Regions from separate parts of the Mus musculus genome. Here region 2 is linked to region 1. Evidence: chromatin loops called from intact Hi-C (ENCODE). Cell type or tissue: heart. All regions are shown on one strand. Links, peaks and the distances in the headings refer to the core of each region. The heading gives the core; the rest is flanking DNA.

Region 1 (8,008 bases), core at 1,994-6,993:
AAAGAGGCAAACTCGCCAGTGGAGAGAAGTGGCAGGGTCCTCATAAGAGAAGGCTGCTGTGGGGGAAGCTGTCATTACTGCATCTTCAATTGGCTGGTCCTCTCTTCCCCAGCAGGGGCTCCTTGCTCGCTGGGTAATTTTTACTCTTCCCATTCTGTCAATATGACAGTTTTGTCCCTAATAGAATGGCAGTTTTGACTTTCCTTTAAATTATTCCACACAGAACCAAAAAGAAAGAGACACACATTCTCTCTCACTTTCCTCTTTTCCAAAACTGCCCCCCATAAAAAGTTTTCTCATTTAAATTTTAGCTTCCACATTGCGTTTCTCGTTCATGTTTTAAGAAAACCAAATACAGTGTCAGCTTCCAAAAACTATGCTTGATGATGGCAGTGACTCACATAATTACTGACTGTCAGTGTGTTTGCTGGGTACACAGTGATGTCTGGCAGCCCTGCTTCCAGCAGCAGGAGCAGTGGGTCTTCATGGGCTCCGTTTTTCCTTCTGAAACCGAGTATTAGCCAAACGCAGTATTGGGGCCATTCTCTGCATCTCTATCCAGAAAGCACGTGCCCCAGCACTTGTTGAGAAGAACGTTGTTAAGACAATTGTTTCGTAATCTTTTGTGTGTGTACATGTGTGTATGATGTTTGCTGTGTGTGCATGAATGTATGTATGTATTACGGGTTAAGTGTGGGCACATGTATGCTGTAGTATACACGCACAGGTCAGAGGACAGCTTCCACTATGCGTCTTCACCTTCTTCCTCGTTTGAGACAGGGTTTCTTTCCTGGTACTGTTCACCACTCTGTGAACCGGGTGACCTGGCCTCCAAGTTCCCAGGGATTCTCCTGTCTCGCCTTTATATGGGTTCTGGGATTCAGACTCGGGTCTTCGTGCTCCTAAGTCAAGTGCTTTATTCACGGAGACATCCCTCAGCCAAGACAATTATTTTAGTACATGTGGATTTAGCTAGAACACTCCCAATTATTACCTCAAACTACAGCTCCTTTAGCTCAGAAGTTTTGAACCGAGGATGGCTTAGCTTTTCTTCCTGCCCCCTGCCTGGCCCAGGAGTACTTGGCAATTTCTGGAAATAAGTTTAACTGGCACAGTGCAGGGCAGGGGGAGGGTTGCTCCACTGGCATCTGATGGATAAAGGCCTGGGATACTGCTAAACCTCCTCAGTGTAGAGTCATGTTCTGCTGCTATAATGTAGCACTCTGGTGCAAAACTGTCTCTGCTGAGGTTTAGAGCCCTGCTCTAGCTGATGAGGATCTGCACACACAGAAACAGGCTATTTGTCTGGGATATTCAGACTAAAGAGAGAAACATAGACTGCTAAAGGACACTTGAACTCTCACCTTGTGTGTGTGTGTGTGTGTGTGTGTGTGTGTGTGTGTGTGTGTGTGCGCGCGTGCGCGCGCGCGCGCGCGCATGCAGGCATGCATGTGAAGGCCAGAGGTCTTGGGTGCAGGTCTCTCCTTCCACCTTGTTTGAGACAGAGTCTGTTTGATATTTGCTGCTGACCCACAAGATTCCTGCCATCTTCCTATCTTTGCCTCCTGTGTCCTTGAAAGGGCACCGTGCCTACAGATCTGTGCTACTGTGTGGGTTCTGGTTACACAGCAGCATCCTTACCCACTGAGCCATCTCCTCAGCCCTTCAACAGTGCTCTAGGACAGAATCATCCAGCACCTATCATCTCTAATCTAGTTAGCATATAACCTCTAACTTCCACTCAAATGAGTATAGATATTTATAGGACTGCAGTTGTAATGAAGATACTAGCTTGCATTCTTGTTTCCAGTTTAAAATGTCACTTTCGTAGTCTTTATGCCGTTTTTAATAAAGAACATCACATTGTCTTAATGTAATACAATCTATAAGCCTTTCTCGCTTTGGTTCTCTATTTAGTTGCTCTTTCTTCCGTGAGTAACTTTGGAAAAGCCAGTATTCAAGTCTGAGATCTGCTTTTGGAAACCCGCCAAGAGTTACTCGGAAATGATCTTACAACAAAAACAACTTTTTCAAGAAATAAAGTGTTTTCAGGGCATTCTAAGAAATCGGTCTGATAGAAATGTTTCATATAAGAAACCGTACTTTAGAGAAACACTATTTACATTTTTTTTTATTAAAGTAAGAACTCTTGGGATTTGGTAGACAGCTCAGTTAGGTACTAGCCTTGCAAGCTTAAGCTCAAAGACCTGAGTTTGATTCCCCAGAACCCACATTGAGACAGACAGACAGACAGACAGACAGACAGAATGTGATGGCACAGGTTTATTATAATCCAGGCACTGGGGAGGAGAAGACAAGCAGACCCCTACTGCTTGGGTAGTCAGCCCCCCACCAACCCAGGTGTCAGTTTCCAGCCAGTGAGATACTCTGCCTCAAATAAAAAGGTGGTGTCATCTCAGAGTCTCTGACCCTCAGCTCAAGCTTCCATGAGTTAATTCAGTTGATGGACCACATGGCTCCCTGTTTGCCTTCCGCTCAGAGGAGTTGCTCCTCCGTCCTCTCAGCCCTGACTCTAGGCAGTGCCCTCAAGCTCCTCACAGCCTGTGTCTGTCAGCCCTGGGTGGTCAGCAAGAGAAACAGCATCCAAGGTTCACCTTCTGGCCTCCAAACACACCTCCACACACATGTGCACTCAGGGATGAACACACACAAATTACCTTGTGTCCCCCCTCACAGATGAATAGACAACACTGTGGTCTGCCTCAGGAGGGAGCCCAGTGAGAAACCCTGGCTTCCTCGAGTCTCAGGCCTCGCAGTCTCTGCTTAGGGAAGCAGCTGCTCTGGCTACCAAAAGCCACACCACATCACCTGGAGCCAACTTTGTAAAGGAGAAAACAATGATTCCCATGCTCGTGAAAGTAACTGTGGGGCACTTATTACTGTACCACAGCGGGTGGAAGAGTGTGTGTCTTATAAGAATGAACCATTGGTCCCAGCACTCGGGAGGCAGAGGCAGGCGGATTTCTGAGTTCGAGGCCAGCCTGGTCTACAAAGTGAGTTCCAGGACAGCCAGAGCTATACAGAGAAACCCTGTCTCGAAAAAAACAAAAACAAAAACAAAAACAAAAACAAAAACAAAAAAAAACAAACAAACAAAAAGAATGAACCATTGGAGTCCAGCCAGGTGGTCTGTTCAGTCCTGCCTGAAAGTCTTGTTGTATTTGGTCAGTGAAGGTCTTCTGCACCCCTGAGTCCAGAGAGGGTTGCAGAGAACCCCACTCCATACCCTGGGAGAACCTAAGCACGTTTCGTTTCAGTACTCCTGCAGATTTCCAGAGAGCATCTGGCCCTCAGCTCTCCCCGTGGGTTAATTCGGTTGATGGGGCACAGTACCACCCCCCACTTGCCTTTCCACTCCCTACTCTTTCTGCCCAGACAGCTGGTCCCTTCAGGCTGCTCAGCCCCTGACTCCAGCCCCTCTTTTCGTGTTCCTCATCTGGTCCTCCCCAAAGCTCCTCAGTTGTTCACGGGGAATCATACAGAGCAGCCAGCTCTCGAGAATCCCTGTTTCCAAAAGGAATTCCAGGCAGGCCTGTCTCCATTCTGCATTTTAAAACAAATCAAAAAGGCCTTTAATGTCATTGGACTTTCATTTTTAGAAAGCACCTGTTAACAGCAATTTACTTTCCCCTCATATACCTCTCTGTAAGCTCAATTCCTTTCGGTATTCATTCTAAGCTTTGAACATAGACATGTGTCCTACCTGTTAGCTCTGCCAGGTAACCTTCTGAAACCGTGACATAGCATTGCCAACCCCAAAGGTCACCCCTGAGGCCCACATAATCAAGTTACACACACACACACATACACACACACACATACACACTGTTTTTATCTGTGTGTCTGCACGCATGTGTGTGCTCTATCATACTCACAATGTTCTAAGCCTTAAGAGTTTATGTTGAGCCACATTCACAGCCGCCCTTGGCTTCCGTTGAATACATCTACCTGTCTGCCTGCTGTCCATCCACCACCACACTCAGCAGCCTCATTTTCCCAAGCCCATCTCTCCTGTGGTTCTTCCTGTTTACTCTGTTTGCATGGTGCAGCTGAGCACAGAGACTGGACTGGACTTACCCGTGCATCTCTGGGTGGTGGTTTAAAGGGGGCCCCCTCCCTGTGTTTTATTTCACTGGCTTCTTTCCTGATCGTTGACAGTGGTAAGAAAGTCTCTTTATTTCAATCCCAGCACCTCCTGGGAGGTAGTACATTGTCTATAATAGTATCGCCTGATCCCCAGCTCCTTTTATGCCATAAATTCATTTATTTAATGCACAGCCATTGCTGGCTATGAGCTAAGAGGTGGGGCCAACTGTGAGCAAAAGCTCTGCACTCTGGGAGATTATGTCTAGTCGGGGTAAAAGGTCATGAGCTATTTTGGTGCAGAATATTTGCAGGTGACACTGAAACAGTGTGTTCCCGCTTCAGAACCAGGCTTGAAGGCTTGCTTCACCGTAAACAGAAGTGATCTTCCCATTTACTTAACGGCAGCTTTCCCCTCTCCGCCGCAGCTCCAGCTCTGCCCACTGGCCCATCTGTTCCCATAACGCTGCGATCCAGAGTGAGTGTCGCAGTCTTTCGGAGAATACTGTTGTTGGTAATAGAAACCTTATGTCATAGCTTTTAAACTCTTGGCCCTGAAACTTCAATTTCCTCATTGCTCAAGATGAAATGTTCATAGGTGTGTGAAACAGGAACAAGCACGAATGTTGTTCATTCTAAATATAAACAGGATACATCGGATATCTCTCCATTCAGTGTGGGCATAGAATGCCCTCTTCAAGACATAAAAATGGACTTTCCCCTTCCACGTTTTTTGGTGACACTGTACCCACCTTCCAGTTGGAAGCAGTAGCAAAGACAAGAATAAAGATTAATACAATTACAATAGGTTGTTTACAGGAAAAAAAATAAGCTAAGGGATTTCTTTTCCTACAGGCTTCCAATGGCCCAATGAACGAATGAAAACATTTAAAATATCATCAGAAGCATTTTATCTTAGTAGTACACTTCTGGGTTATCCACTCTGTGAGATTTACAGTTCCGACACACCAATTCAGAGCAGAAAGGGAGGGAGTGCTATTTATCTAATCAAATACTTAGGCAATATGAAGACTCTTCAATTATCTAATTTTATTAAAGAGATGGTTTATATCCCATAGTCAGTGATGTGCGATCCTGTGATTATTTTTAAATCCCTTAGAAGAGATCTGACATTACACTCTGTGTGCTGTATAGCATGAAATCACTGTGTATATTTTACCAAGAGATATAAACAGACAGATAGCCTCCGCAGTACGCAGTCATTTTAACCCAACACACTGCAACATGGTTTCTGCCCTGGGGCAGAGAAGTGGGTTTTTTTTTTCTCTCTCTCTCTCTTCCCTTCTTTCTCTTTCTCTACTTCAAAAGAATGAAAAATTATCATTACTCTATCCAGACCCATTACAGACTTCAGAGACTTTGGCATGAAATATTCAGAAAGTTTATTTTAAGAATTCAATATTTTAAAAGTCTGCTTTAAAACTATTACAGTGATTAGTGGCTTTCTTGCTTAGGCCAGGCTTTGCTTTTAAGCCCACCCCACTCCTCCTCCCACCCCCACTCCCCATGTCACAGTTGATACCACAGGAGCTCCACAGAAGGCATGCCATTCCTTGTTTCAGGATGTCCCCAAGAGGAACTGGGACCATTTTGTGAGCTTTTCTTTCAGATGCTCTTTAGCAGACATGTCTTTCACTGGTGACAGAGCCAGTGAGCCGCTGCCGCCGCTGCCGCCATTGCCGCCACCACCGCCATTGCCGCCACCACCACCACCGCAGCAGCTGCTGCTGCTGCTGTTTGTGCCTTGGCGGGATAGTTTATCTTAATCACCTAGAACGTGTGCCATTCCCTACTGCCTGTTGTGGGAACAGAGCCCAGGTCTCAGAGCTTCCAAGGACACCCCCTCAGAGGCTTCCCACACCCTCAGGCAAGGGCTCACACCTTCGTCAGTCTGCATAGGAACTGGAAAAGCTTAGCATGCACTTGTGAGGATGTGAGGATGCGACAGTGATTCCAAGGATGAGTGAAGCCAGCCAGGAATTGTGGATGTGTGGTGGTTAGCCGTGGGGCAGCTTCTCTCTGGGTGCTGTCTTGGTTCTGTAGGGAGGCAACAGCAAGCCATGATGGAGATCTTACTTCAGAGTACTGGAACAATATGTATGCCTACTTCTGTTTGAGACAGGGTTGCACATAGCCCAGGCTGACCTCAAACTCACTATGTAAATGAGGATGGCCTTGAACTTCCGATCCTCCTGCCTCTGATACCCCAGTGCTGGGATTATAGGTATGCCCCACTATTCCCAGTTTTATGCAGTCTTATGGGTGAAACCCAAGGTTTCATGCCTGGTAGTCAAACATTCAGTCAACAGCTACAGCCCTGGCCCCTTATTCCTCCTTTTCCTGTATAGCTTATGTATTTAGGTCCAGCCCTCAAATGCATTGCATGTGTGCTTCTGTAGGTTTTAATAAATACCTCTTTTTTCCTTCATACCTTAGGTGTCAGCACTGTTGTGGAACAAAACATAGGCGTCAACCTTAGTCTTCGAGATAAGATTGGTTCTGTGGTGGCACACGCCTTTAATCCCAGCACTCCGGAGGCAGAGGCAGGCGGATTTCTGAGTTCAAGGCCAGTCTGGTCTACAGAGTGAGTTCCAGGACAGCCAGGGCTACACAGAGAAACCCTGTCTCAAAAAAAAAAAAGAGAGAGAGAAAGAGAGAGAAGGAAGGTTCTAGTGTGCTGCTCACATGGAGATCCTGACAGGAATACTGTGTGATTAACTTCCTGTGTCATTTTCCAGGGAGGCAGATCAAGACTCAGATGGTCACGTCAGCTTCCGAGACTTTGAATACGCCATGAACCATGGGCAGTCAAAATGAGCCGGGTGCTTGTGAACTACTTGGACAGCTCGATGGATTGTAATCTAGTTGAAGGTCTCACAGACCTCAATCTAGGAAGGGTATGAAACTGTGTACTTGTGAGTAAACTCTTAGTTAGAGCTTTTGAATGCTGATATTGGACCTAGAGATGGGAATCTCCTGTGTGTGTCTCCAGCAGCCCTGAGTCAGGCTGCTACTGCTGGCCCTGCCACCCAGTGGGTTTGGAGTTTTTCCCCCTCTCTGCTCTTGTCAGCTTTCTGTCCTCTATCCTGTGGGTTGGAGGCTCTGCTAACTCCGCATGAGTCCCTCACTCTTGTCAGCTCCGGGAAAAGTTACCTTTGCTCTGCTAGCAGTGTCATTGCCATTCACTTGCTCCACCTCGGCTGAACATCAAGCTTACTGTGTCCAAGCAATGAGCTAGTGCTAGGAAAACAAAGACTCTGAGATGATGCGCCTGGGGTACAGAGAGGTGCACAGGGCACCTGTGTACAAAGCCTAGGAGGAAGCAGCTCTGGCTAGGCCATCAGCCATTCTTTATACAGAGAAGTCCAGGATGTAACTGGGGTCTTAATGGGCAGAAGGGTGTGGTCTTTGGTTCCCTTTAGGATAGCCTGGACCTGAGCCTGGGCTTCTTTCTTCAGAGAAGCTAGCTAGAGAAGCTGGCCGGCAGCCCTCTGCCACACACTTCTGGTTCTAGGTAGTTCTGCCCTGGACCTGAAGCTCCAGCCATCCTAGAGTTAGGAGTCTCCACTCCCTGCCATGCCCCTGGGCGCCAGTGATCACATCAAGTCACAACATACAGCTCAGCATCTACTAAAGATAACTCTGAAATACCAACATTGTCCTTGTAAGTGTTTCACAACATTAACATTTGTGGTATAATTAATGCAATTTATGTTTTTAAAGTGTTAAACATTAAACGATCAAGTAGAAATATAAATTTGTATAGCCAACATTCAACAAGCTTCATGCTCATATAAATTATTAGTAGATAGCCTTAAGAAAAATAAAGTTTTTAGCTATGCTAAACCAGAGGAACCTAAGAGATGGGATAACTAAATGTAAT
Region 2 (8,008 bases), core at 1,064-6,063, 51 kb after region 1:
AAATAGCAGGCTCCCATATTAGAGGGCTGAAAACAACTTGTTCTGACCATTGGTGCTTGGGTCTTCTGCCAGGATCTGGACAGCTGTCCCCCAAGTTCTAATTTTCACAGCCCCAGGAGACTGTTATAGGGACTCAGTTACTTGTTAGAAGTTACATAGTGAATGACTAAGCTGAACTAGTCATTTCATAGTATAAAACGTTGAGGGAAGAATATACCTGGGAAGCCATTGGATTTTATAAATGTACAGGGAAGGGAAAGAACAAAGTTTGTAGGAATTTATCTCAGAATCCATGCTCAGTGCAAGAGTAGCATGGACCAAATGTTTTCTGCTCCCACTCAGAAATATGGCGATCAAAGCCCAGAAAAATTAAGTGTGTGTGTGTGTGTGTGTGTGTGTGTGTGTGTGTGTGTGTGTGTGTATTATATACCTATTTATGTGACCAAAAGGCATAATGGCTGAGCCTGTTGAACAGGTCAATACCTAGAACAAGAGGGACATCTGTAGAAAATGCATACACAGGCTTTCTGTCTTTTACCCTAAAAATTAGTTTGCTAAGACTCCCATAGAAAAAAATGAGTCACTTAAATAGCAAAAACACATTTCCTTACACTTCAATAGGCTGGAAGTCTGAATCCCAGCTTGTTGACAGCCTCTTTCTCTTATGTTTTCATGTGGCTTTTTCATGCATATAACTGTGTTTCAATTTTTTTCCCATTAGAACCCCATCTATCTTGGTTCTGAGCACATCTTCTAGACCTCATTCTCACCTCCTCAAACATCCCACATCCAAACTCAGCTGCATTCTAAGGCATGGGAAGGTTGGATCTTCAACTCAACTAGCACTCTGTGCTCAACCCACCACTGAGGACCTTGCCTGCCTTTATGAGTTTTCTACGGGCCAGAAAGATCGAACCCAAAATGAATCCCAAGTCAGTCTCTAGGACACTGGTTCTCAACCTTCCTAATGCTGTGACCCTTTAACAGGTCCTCACGTTGTGGTGACCCCAGTCATAGAACTATTTCATTATAACTTCACAGCTCTAATTTTACTACTGTATGAGTTCTAATGCAAATATTTGAGATAGAGGTTATCTCATACATGACCCCCAAAGGGGTCAGTCACCACCCACAGGTTGAGAACCGCTGCTCGAAAGGCTGGTGTATGGCAAAAGCTACCTACCCTTCCATCATGAATTCCTCACAGGCTAGTCTCTGTTTTGGGAAACTCAGGCTCATCTCGTGTGACTCCACTGTGGATGCAGTCACACATGCTTAGGACTTAGATAGTTTGTGCTGAGACTGGAGCCATGCAGTACTCAGATGAGGGCCGCCTGGGCTTCCTCCCAGATGTGACTACAGCCTTGAGAAGGACAGGCCAGTGTCAGCTTAGATTCTCTTAGCATTGTTTGCTGAAGCAACCTCTCTACAGGAAGAGGTCATCTCCAAGCTAACGGGAGAAGCTTCCCAATTCCTTGGAATACAAAACTTACTGAAAAGCCTTTTATTTTGATCAACATACAGACAATTAAGACAGTGTCTACGGATGGTTCTGGGCTCTTTGAAAATGATTTGTGTCTGGTTTCGAAGTCATTCAGCAGGAAAGAAAATCTTGCCTCTTACCAACTTTTTTTTTTAAAAAAAAAAATTCTCTTTCAGAAGTAAGACGTGTCCAGGGACACTGTTGTTCTGCGTTTTCATTGACTTTCTCTCTTGGCACGTATTGAGTCTCACAGCTTTAATTATCACTTATATACAGATGATATTCAAATTTACACTTCATTTCCAGCCCTTTCAGATGATGTCACCCTTTGCTTTGCCCCAAATTTGGCTCCCGTCTTGTCTTGGATGAGCCACAATTTTCTCTGATTGAATATGGATGAGGTTGAGGTTTTGCATTTCAGTTGTAAATAAACTCCAAAAGCATGGGAGTTCATTTACCCCATTGATATCCTGGCCTGACAGTGAAGGGCAGGGGTGCTCACAGTGACTCTGAATCATTCCCTACCATTCCACTTAGCTAAGGGATTCATCTCCACAAAACATCCAAAGACATTTGACAGTTGCTATCACTCCCAATTTTGGCCAGAACTCTGTATATCTTGTGATTGAAATTCTGCCACAGACCTTGGAAGATTCCCAAGAAGCCCTGTGTTTACGGTACACTAGGCGTCCGGCTGCCCTTCGGCCTTGCACTGTGTCTACAGTCCCAGGACGCATCCTTGAGACAGCTGTGCTTGGTTCTGTATGCACTGAATAAAACATCGTTTGTCAAACTCTTGGCCAGGTTCTCTACCTTCACATAAACTAGCTTTTCAAATCGCTTAAAATGACATAGTCTCCCTTTGAAAATACCCTTTCTATACTCTCTCACTACATGGTTAGAGGACACAATTGGAGATGTTGTTCTGCATAGCTCCTCTACACGTACAGAACATGTGACCTCACACAATGTGACCTCACACAACAACGTATATCTGAAAACCCCCGGGGTGATCTCATCCCAGGCATTAGTCCACAAGAGCCCGGCCCTTAATAAACAACAAGCACTCCATGAATACTCATTGAGATAAAGCCTGAGAGAATGAATTTGTAATCCTTTGACCCACTTGTGGGTTATGCCGCTGTTGTTATTTATATATATTTTATCTACCTCTTAGATTATTATGTAACTGTGTTTGTGTAATTATTATTTCAACCAGAACATATTGGAAAGCTCCATTAACATTACTGAAGGGTATAAAACGGAACGTTTGGAGTTGTCAATTAGCCGATTTGTCTTGTGTTGCTTGTCTTCATTATTTCCGAACAGCTAACGGTCCATTCAGCACATTTTAATTAAAAACAAACATATGTGGGTCTGCTGAGAACTCCAGTGTCTAGTGGCGTAGTCAGACAGGGATGGCAAGTTGTCTCTAGCACTGGCCATCTGATATCTTCCATCCATCTCAGCAGTAATCCCCCAGATCTAATTATGGGGGGGAGGGGGGGGGTGGCAGCTGCACTCCGTTAGGCTTTTCTTGATTTTTACAGAGATGTAGTTTTTTCAGCCCATTATGTGGGAGAAAATCGGCTGCTGCAGGGTCCTTTCCAAGTCGAAATCTCAGCATCCCGGGAGCTTTCTCCCAGTTATTTTCCACTGAGCCCCTCCCATTTGTTCTAGCCATGTGCTTCCGGCCTGGGGATATTCAGAGGAAGCGTCTAATCCTTAGCAGCGCAGCGTCTGCTATTTCAAGCGCATTCGGCATATTATTATGATCTGAAGGTATGCCCACTGAGTAGGTGTTCTTAGTATTGCATTATCTGCCTGCTTGGGTCACCCATCGCAGGGTCTACTCTTCAGCCCTGTATACTCAGAGTCTGCGGTCCATCAGGATCAGAAGAGGGGCGTGTCCTGGGTTCTTACCAAGGACACAGAAGAGAACGAGCTCGGGATGAGCTTATTTAAATCATAACTGTGGAAAACTATTCATTCACATGGAAGGGTCTAGCCAGATTGGAGTAACGGAGGAAGGACCCGGAAGCAGACCACTAAGGTCAGGTCCTGCTTGTCTTGCTCCCAGCGGTGTGAGTAGCAGCGGCATGCTGCCTGATATCACCGTGTTCCGAGTGGACGGGAAGGCAGGCCCACAGACGCCCCAGCTGTCAGGTTAGAGGAGAGGGAGAGGCGGAGAGATCACTCCGGCCCAAGCTCTGTCCTTGACACTCAAGGCCTTTTACAATCGGGCTCCACATTTGTCTCCAAACTCCTCTCTTGATATCTATGTAAAACCTGCCAGTCAGGTTGATTGATCTGTTTAAGCACGCACACACACACACACACACACACACACACACACACACACACACCAGCTTTCTCTGTTTAGGCCTTGTTAATTTAAGGAGTTTGAAATAAAATGAAAGAAAAATGAGAAACTTGCACATAAGCACAACAGGAGTAATTTCAGAGTAATACATTCTAAACTGCTTGTCTTTCCTGCCTCCGTCCCCCCTCCACCCCCAGAAACCAATCCCTCAGCAGAGTACAAAGGCTTAGAGTAGAGCTGACTGAGGAGATGACTTGGTTGGGAAAGTGCTTGAGACACAAGCGTGAAGAACTCAGTTTGACCCCCAGCTCCTATATAAAAAAGAACAGGCACAGGACACACCCCCGGACTCCTTAATCAGTGTATCTGAGTCCGTGGGCTCCGGGGACAGTGAGTGACCCTGTCTCAAAAATATAATTTGGAGGATATTTGAGAAATATATGCAACATCTGCTGGCTTTCGCTTGTATGCACATATATGTGCATGTATGACGCTTACCCCTATACAAACATACATGTTCCTTTGCCTCTGGGGCTGGCGGGCTATATCGCAGTCCAGCCCTCGGGTGGTCTCCGGGTGAGCTTTGTGTGGAAGAGGGCAGGAGCTCCAGCAGCCTGGGTTCCTGAATGAGTGTAGGGTGGGGCTGCCTGGTGAGCAGGATTGCCCAGTCATACCTGCATGTGGAAGAACTAAGCTTCCTAGAGTTAGTTAGCCTTTGACCTTCGGGGTTCGCCTGTTAGAGAGGCTGACATATATTGTCTACCTCATCCAATTTGGTCAGTTAATATAAAGAAATGAGAAAGGCTACCCGTGTTGGCCTCAAACTAGACATAACCTCCTGCCCTGAAAAAGATAGGCTGGCCCACATCAAAAGTGTAAATTCTCGCACCACTATACAAGATTTTAAGCTGATTCTACTATTTAGAATCTTAGACAAGTGTTATCAAGAAGGATGCATTTATTTACATAGAGAAATATATGCACATATAAATTAAATACCTATAAACCAGGTAAATATATTAAATAAATACTATGCATATATTTTAAGTATAAATATTATAGATATACATCACATCTGTCTATCAAGGAAGAGTTTGCTTTAAGATAGCTTGGTTGGAGAAGGCATGTGCTGTCAAGCCTGGGTTTGGTCCCCAGGACCCACTCGGTAGCAGGAGAGAATGACTCCCATTAGTTGTTCTTCAACCTCTCTACAAGCATGCCGTGGCGTGCATATGTGTGCACATGAGCATACACACACACACAAACACACACATATACATGCATATATACACACACACTTCTTCAGGAACATTCTTATGTTCAAAAACATTCTCATAAATATCTGACAGTTAGGCCAACCAAGTTGACATCCAAAAGTACCCATCCTATGACGTCTCTCCATCCCCAGCACAGTGGTCCTTACACTTAAAATGGAAGCAATGTGAGAACATGTAAGATAGATGAGTCCACATGTATGGAAGAGCTGGCAGGTAGCTTGTCAGTGTTTCCCATTATTATTATTATCACAGGCTTTGGCCATATGATTTTCCTTTATGAAAGTCCTAAGGACCACAAAGGATCACAGGAGTTTGGTCGGCAATGGCACTAATCTGATGAGAGACTTCGTACATTAGAATTCTAAATGCAGCAAATGGAGAGCCATGTACACCAGTGTTTGCAGACCACACTGGCCAGGGCTCCATCCATCTGTGGCTATTTCTTCCTTGTTATCCCATGAATAAATTTTAATATATTCCATTTTCCCCATAAACTGTTTATTTACTGCTCTTATTAATGCAATACGGCAAAACCCATTTGCATGGCTGAAATCTTCTGCAACAGACTAGCGCATGTCTTTTTGCTTTGCTTTCTCTTCATTTTGTGTGATAAAAATCATTTTGCTGTACATGTTTTTGAATTAACTGGCACTTCTCAGGAATATAACATCAGCATAAATCAAGCGGCTGATAGAGTTGAGTCGAGTGATTAAGAATGTGGCCAGCTCCTTCACTGCTTGAGAAACTGCCACTGTCACGACCCACACAGTAATGATGTGGGCCAGAGAGGTCGTGCACAGCCACCTACTTCAGAGGAGACAAAGGGTCAGAGATGGCTTTCACCAGGGGCAAGGCAACTGAGTCTATGACAGAAATTTGGGGGGAAACTAGCCAAGATGTACAAGAGCACACCAGATGTCATCTTGAACTTGGTTCCAGGGCACTCTCTGCTGGTGGCAAGACAACTGGATTTGGCACGGTTTTTGAAACACAGACTTGCAAGATATGTGCTTTATGGGGGAAAAAGGTGCACAAGGTATCAGTAGAAGGAACCAAGAGCAGGGTGGGGAAAGTCAGGGAACTGCAAGGCCTTTGGTGCTGACAGAAGCAGGATCCTGCAGCGACTCCGTCTGTGGACACAGGGCACATGGCTGCAGAGAGGACTGGTAAACTGTCGTTCCAGTTTCATTTCTGTTGCTAGGATGAAAACACTCTGACCAAAAGCAACTTATGGATGGAAAGGGTTTATTTCAACTTGCAATTCCATGAGTTCCAGACCACCCTGGGCTACATAGTGAGTTCCAGCCCACTATTGGTGGCCTACAATGTGAGACCTTGTCTCCAAACAAAACAAAACTATGTTAATTAGCTGAAGGAACAAGTTTATTATCTTAATGGTTTTGTAGCTTGGAGGTCTGACATGCTCATCACCAGGCTATGATCAGGATGTTATCAGATAGTCTCCTTTTTGGAAGATCTATGAAAGAATCTGTTTCTCTGCCATTTGAGTCAGAACATCTTACATAGCCCTTACTCTGCCCACGCTGCACCCTGCACCCCGCCACCTTCTCCCCTGGCCTTGAGCCATCTCACCCACACAATCACTCTGTTTCTCTCTCCTGCCTCTCTCTTCTGTTTCAAAGGTGGTGGGTCCACCTGGATAGCTCAGGACCAGCTCCTGTCTTAAGGTGAACTGTTCAGCGTCATTCACTCCAACCATAGCTTAATCCTTTTTTGTCAACAAATCTGCCATATCCCATATTTTTAGTCTTAGGATATGGATCTCTTTGGGAAGACACCATTTGCTTACTAAAACCAAAGAAGCATGTGTTAGAGACTCTAGAGCAGACAACCTAATCCCATGGCAGTGGCTCCCCGGGCTCAGCCTAGCAAAGCTTAAAAACAACCTCAGCTCACAAGCGAAGTGGGTTAATGCTTGAAAAACAAACCCAATGCTACACAGAGAGGGTAGAGACATTCTAGACATAGAAAAATGTGATGTTTGAAATCCTGACCAAGAGTTCTAGACATTCAAATAAGTGGTAAAGTATGAGGCATAATCAGAAGGGGGAAATGAGCAAAAACAAAACAAAACAAAAAAACCCTAAAACAACAGTAATAGCAGAATTACAAAATAAAGACTATAGAATAGTCTTTATGGGATCAGGCAGATGGCTCAGTGGGTAAGGACACTTTCCACCAAGGCTGATGACCCAAACTCAATCCCAGGACCCACATAGTAGAAGAAATCAGACCATCACAAGTTCTAGGACCTCAGTGTGTACCATAGTGTGTATACACACACATACACACACACTAAATATAGTGTAAATTTCTCAAATATCTCTTATAGATTGCTCATATTTTTAAATAAAAACATCAACAATGATGAAGAAATACAAAGACATGAAAAGAAACAAATGGAATTTCCATGAAATCAAGTTTTAAAAAAATTCCTTGGGTAACTAGATTAAGAGATCGGACACAATTAAGGGAGAGGTCTGCAGACGTGAAGAAATCATGTAAGAAACTGTTGAGAGCAGTAGACTGAAATACACAGAGGAAAGAGTAAGGGGAAAAAGAAGAAAGTGAAGCCCATTGATCTGTGAGGCCGTGTCACATGGTTTAAGTTCTGCAAGATAAAACTCTCAGAAAAGCTCTCAGAGGACAGAAAACCTTCTGAGGAGACTATAGACAAAAATGTCACCAAATTTAACGAAAGTGATAAACATATCTGCCAGCGAGAGAATCCCTGAGCACCCAGCAAAGTCTGCACAAGCAAGTTCATCAGAATTAGATTGCACACGAGCAGTGATTTAAAAAAAGAAAGAAATTATATAAACCAACAAAGAAAGATGCCAAGAATAGCCACAGACTTCACTTTCAGAAACGATGCAAGCAGGAAGAGGATGGAAATGTGCACAG

Evidence for each region. Hi-C counts contacts between places; a loop is a spot of excess contacts. Peaks named below come from ENCODE experiments on the same cell type or tissue, not always from the same donor. Only the 100,000 strongest peaks of a DNase experiment are listed, where the experiment ranks them.
Region 2: it touches region 1 in a loop (1.9-fold over the local background); 2 of 42 quality-filtered maps call a loop at or near these places.

What each region holds. Positions count from the first base shown.
Region 1 is chr12:99,717,959-99,725,966 of GRCm38, reverse strand. Efcab11 (EF-hand calcium binding domain 11) reads left to right here. Exons shown (of 6, transcript NM_030172.2): 6 at 6,864-8,008. The coding sequence ends at 6,942. Among named protein-coding and RNA genes, the nearest start is that of Gm19951, 79 kb to the right of the region's middle. In heart, for the core only: no CTCF peak of the experiment used is centred there; a DNase peak (open chromatin) is centred at 4,456.
Region 2 is chr12:99,665,820-99,673,827 of GRCm38, reverse strand. No RefSeq gene overlaps it. Among named protein-coding and RNA genes, the nearest start is that of Gm19951, 27 kb to the right of the region's middle. In heart, for the core only: no CTCF peak of the experiment used is centred there; DNase peaks (open chromatin) are centred at 2,157 and 3,237.